Regions from separate parts of the Homo sapiens genome. Here region 2 is linked to region 1. Evidence: chromatin loops called from intact Hi-C (ENCODE). Cell type or tissue: endothelial cell of umbilical vein. All regions are shown on one strand. Region 1 overlaps RHAG (Rh associated glycoprotein). Region 2 holds the start of C6orf141 (chromosome 6 open reading frame 141).

Region 1 (2,500 bases):
TCTCATTTCTAGATAGGTTTTATATTAGGAAAATAATCAGACAAGTTCATAAGCATGTTCAGAGGAGATGTTCTCACAGCATTTTTAAAAATATGAAACACTGGAAGCAACCAATACTTTGCACAATTCAAACTATGGTCCAGATCTACACTGACTCACATAAACGGATCCCTAAAACATATTTAATGTGAAAATAAGTAATATAGTAAGATTGCATTTTAATAAAAATACATGTTTTTATTTTACATTTTTATTCTGATACAATCTGAGGGATATTAAACTTTTCTGCTTCTTTTTGTTATCTGCAGTTTCTAATGTTTTCACAATGATATGTTACTTGTGCAGTTTTTTTATATATTAAAATATGTAAACCCTTCAGATAAGGAGAAAAAAAAAGGAATCTGAGTTTAGTGCATCCTTTCCCTTGGATGATGAGACTGGAAGACCAAAAAAACTCTTATTTTCCAATTGTTTTATTCATTGGAGTCACTCATTCAGTCTTTCAACAACTCTTTATTGTCTGCTATGAGTAAGCTGCTGTGCTAAGAAGATCCCCACATTCCCAGGTCATTTGTCATTCATATAACACCTTTATGCACTTCAATGGCCTTTTATCACATTCTTTCATTCTCAAAATTACAAAGTATTTTTTACTAATTTCAGTTTAAGGCAATGACTTCTAAGATGACATATAGAGATATACTTGAATATCTTCAATGAGCTATCTCTACAATATATGCTGAAATTAGCTTTAGTAGCTCATGTTGTTTTATGTATTACTCTATCCTCTGTTCCTAGAAAAGAAACTGACAGAGAGTGGATACTCAATATTTATTAAATGAATCAGATCAGGTATCAATTTTTTGAGAGTGCTAAACCCTCCCTAAGGAAAGTCTTATTTCCAAAGTTTACATGAAAAGATGATTCTCTTCTTTAAGGTGTATCTCAGAATTTTCTAACACTGCTCAAGAGTTTCAAAGAAAATAAGAATATGAAAGAAAAATTGTAACAAATGCTTAATTTGCTGCTGTGTAATGTTACACTCTGGCCTGAAGATGGCAGTCATCCACACCCTCAGTGAGTGAGACTTTCTTTGGCTGAGATCCAGGAAAGACACTGATTCTTTTTTGTTTGCTTCCTTAGGTCTATGGCCATGCAGGCAGCTGCACTGGGTTCCTCTATCGGAACAGCAGTTGTTGGAGGTCTGATGACAGGTCAGCATAAAAAGTGAACACTTCCCTGTATCTTATGCTCTCAGATTATTTACAATAGATAATTAATGAGCAAGTCAATTGCTAAATTCAAAAATGTTCTAAACTTCTGGCAGTAAAGTAATTATGTCATTTAAAGGGGATGATTTTATAATAGTATATAAGCTACTATGCAAGTAGATTTTCCTCTTCAGCGTCACAACATGACTCATTTTCCCTCTACCGTCACAGGTTTAATTCTAAAGTTGCCTCTCTGGGGACAGCCATCTGACCAGAACTGCTATGATGATTCTGTTTATTGGAAGGTACTGTACAGTATTCTAAACAAGAATGTGAACGATGACTCCATTAGTGAAAGCTTTACACACTTCAAGCCTAGATATCTGTGTGCATAGGTGTGATGAAATTGAGTTAGCCTGGCATGGTAGGTAGCTCACACATGTAATCTCAGCACGTTGGGCGGCTGAGGCTGGAGGATTGTTTGATGCCAGGAGTTTGGGTCCAGCCTGGGCAACTCTCTACAAAAATTATAAATAATAAATTTAAAATTTTTCTTTCAATGGGATGTCAAGTGTAAAAGAAAAATAAATAAATGAAAAGAAACTGAATGAACTACCTATTTATAGAAAGAAATTGAGATGATGTGCCCAGCCAGATAAAATCAGAAGTTATGGTATTTTCTAAAGCAGAAGGAAAGAGAAAGAAAGACAGACAGAAAGACAGAAAGACAGAAAGAAAAGAATTTAGTTAGTAAATGTTGTTTCACTCCTCTGAGAGCCATAAAAAGCTATTCGTAAAAATAATATGAATTCTCAGAAATAGTGTGAGATTTTATACCATATATAGTCCACAGGTTTATTTGGTTAAAAACAAAAAACAAAAGAAATTTAACATAATTTTAAACTATGCTATACATAAAAGTAGTCAAAAGCAAGTGAAATATATAAGGTTGAAGAATTTGAGTGAGTACACATCAAGAGGTCCTATGAATAACGAAACATCAGCCTCTTTCTATCCTCCAGTTTCTCTTTACTCTATTGATACTTTTTCCCAAATTATTTCCCGCAAAGCTTGAGAGGGATAGATGTTTGGGTGTTTTCAGCAAAATTTCAGAGAGAATGAGTTTGGAAAAGCGGGAATGTAGTCAGGGTGGGTGAGATAAATGTTTTATTCTTTTATTTTTCTTCAACTCAAACAATTTTTATTCCCAGTTCTTTCCAAGCTTGAATAATAATTACCAAAAATATTTTTGTTTCAATACTAATTTCTGACAAGAACAGTGAAATAAA
Region 2 (2,500 bases), 57 kb after region 1:
ACGCGGGATGCCCCTGTTCGTGCCTGGAGAGCCCGGGATTCAGCAGGGCCCCAGCGTTCCCCAGGCTGTCCCTCTCTACTGCTGCGAAAAGTGAGCGCGGTCACGAAGTGCTCCTCAGTCCTCGTGGTCATGCGACCCTTGGCCCAGGAGGTCTGCAACACTTCTTGTGTTACCTGATAATCCTCCACCCGCACAAGCACGTATTTGGGTGGGTCTGCTGCGTCCCGCGGCGGGGCTACACGCCTGCCAGAAATTCGCTTTTGTCGTTGAAAGACAGAAGGGTAGTTGGGCTCCTCGCCGTGGTCCTCTCCACCCGCATGAGGAAGGTCCTCTGCACCGGCCACCTCTTCCCGTGCAGGGTCCCCTCGAGTCCCTAACCACCTCTCTGGGTGCAGGAGAAAGAGCACTTTCTCTCTGACCCAGGACTCACGGTCCAATTCCTCCCCGGCCCGAGGTCCGAGGGCCCGATCTGCCGTTCTGTCCTCGTGGCCGCCGCCCTGGCTTCGGCTCGCCCCTGCCGTCGCGGGATTCCGGGCGCCCGGAGCTAGCGGAGCCCCGCGCCCTACCTCCCGCGGAAAAGGCCCGAGGTCCCCCAGGCTGCGGGAGGAGTCCATGGGATTCGCAGCTCCCTGAGGCCCCCGGGTCTCCATCCTGGCAAAAGGGTCATTCATTCGTTCCTTCTTTGACCGGTTCAAGCAGCAAGCGCCTGCTGAGCTCCGGAAAGCGCGGGACCACCAAGCCCTGGGTGTGGCCTCTGCTGCAGCTCCGGACTCCCAGCCGGTGAAAGCTGAAGACTAGATCAGCCCCAGGCTAACCGCGTGCGGAACCCGCCTCTTCACCCTCCGCCTCTCCCACCTGGCGGCTGTCTAGCCATTCAGAAGAAGCTTGACACAAGCCCCAGTCACTCCTCTTCTTCCTCCTACCCCTGTCCGGAGCCCTGCTCCCTTTGTCATTCGCTGATTCAGTCCCCTCTTACTTTTCACCTCTATCCTAGTTTCCCACCCACCTTTCGTTTTTCTCCGGAGCTGAGGCGCAAAGGACACCCTCGCACTGCGCCCCCACTGAAATGCCCCGAAGTATGTTTGCTTTCCAAGGACGCTCCTTGAGGTGAAGGAACAAAGAAGTTTGTGTGCATTTTAATTAGCTGATCTAATTCTGAAAAGGGTTTTTGTCCATTCCGAATCCACTCCCACCATGCTGCCAAAATAATGGAATGTAGATCAAATGGTCAGACTGAAAAGCTGAAGCCTTGGAGAAACTGGTTTTGGTTTCTTTGTCCTTCTTCCTTTAGAATGCCAGAATCTGTAGCTCTGGAGGACAATGGTCACACCTGTGTCCTCCTCCTCCTCTTCCTCCTCCTTCTTTTTTCCCGCTCTCTTTCTCTCTCCCTCTCCCCGCTCCCCCTTCCTCTTACCCCACCCCCCCACATTAGATATGGTCTCGCTCTGTAGCTCAGGATAGAGTGCAGTGGCGCAGCCTCGACTTTCCAGGCTCCCACCTCAGCCCGTCAAGTAGCCGGGACTACAGGCGCGCACCCCCATGCCCGGCTTTTATTTATTTATTTATTTATTTATTTATTTATTTATTTATTTATATTTTTCTAAGAGATGGTAGGGGTGGGGCTCTCCTATATTGCCCAGGCTGGTCTGGAACTCCTGGGCTTACGAGATACCCAGGATCCCCCACCCTACCCACACACCCACCTGGGCCTCCCAAAATTCTGGGATTACAGGCTTGAGCCACGGCCCTGGCCAGTCTTCATTTTGTGTGTAATCAACGCTTGTCTCAGGAAGGTGTAGTCTTTGATTTAAAACAAGCTATAAAACAGAAGCAAAACAAACATCCAAATGAATTTTTTCAGGACTTAAAATTGTTTGTGTTTGTGTCGTTTATAAAATTCCCTCTGCACCCACCCGTCCTCTTTAACCACAGGGGTTAAAAAAAGTTAAGTGTCTCTGGCGAGGCTTTTAGAATTTACCCATAGGCAGGCCCGCTGACCACTACTCTTTGCCTAAGGTTAACCGGGGAGGCTAGGTCATAGAAAAAGAGCTCAGTTTGTGGTTTCCAGTTCATCCTTAGCTGTTTGTTTTATTAAAAAACCCACTGATGGCTGGGTGTGGTGGTTCACACCTGTAGCCCCATCATTTTGGAAGTCTGAGGCCGGTGGATCACTTGATGCCAGGAGTTTGAGACCAGCCTGGTCAGCATGGTGAAACCCAGTCTCTACAAAAAGTACAAAAATTAGTCAGGCATGGTGGTACACACATGTAAGTAATCCCAGCTACTTGGGATGCTGAGGCACCAAATCGCTTGAACGGGAGAGGGGGAGGTTGCAGTGAGCCAAGATCATACCACTGCTCTCTAGTGTGGGTGTTAGAGCAAGAATCTGTCAAAAAAAAAAAGAAAAAGAAAAAAAAAGAAAGGAAAGAAAGAGAAATCTAAATCCTGCCTGATTTAGAAAAATGAGTGCAATGGTGAAAAATTCTGCCCATATGTAAAA

The links. Peaks named below come from ENCODE experiments on the same cell type or tissue, not always from the same donor. Only the 100,000 strongest peaks of a DNase experiment are listed, where the experiment ranks them.
Region 2: a loop joins it to region 1, with 4 times the contacts of the local background. A loop is called at or near these places in 5 of 110 quality-filtered maps.

Annotation. Positions count from the first base shown.
Region 1 is chr6:49,605,864-49,608,363 of GRCh38, reverse strand. It overlaps RHAG (Rh associated glycoprotein), which reads left to right. Exons shown (of 10, transcript NM_000324.3): 8 at 1,144-1,214; 9 at 1,443-1,516. Among named protein-coding and RNA genes, the nearest start is that of RHAG, 30 kb to the left of the region's middle. In endothelial cell of umbilical vein, a CTCF peak has its summit at 1,050 (motif pointing right); a DNase peak (open chromatin) is centred at 1,133.
Region 2 is chr6:49,548,964-49,551,463 of GRCh38, reverse strand. It overlaps C6orf141 (chromosome 6 open reading frame 141), which reads right to left and starts at 796. Exons shown (of 1, transcript NM_001145652.2): 1 at 1-796. The coding sequence starts at 671. RefSeq lists an enhancer at 12-81 and a silencer at 752-811. In endothelial cell of umbilical vein, no CTCF peak of the experiment used is centred here; no DNase peak of the experiment used is centred here; H3K4me3 peaks cover 1,359 bases; H3K27ac peaks cover 611 bases; H3K27me3 peaks cover 313 bases.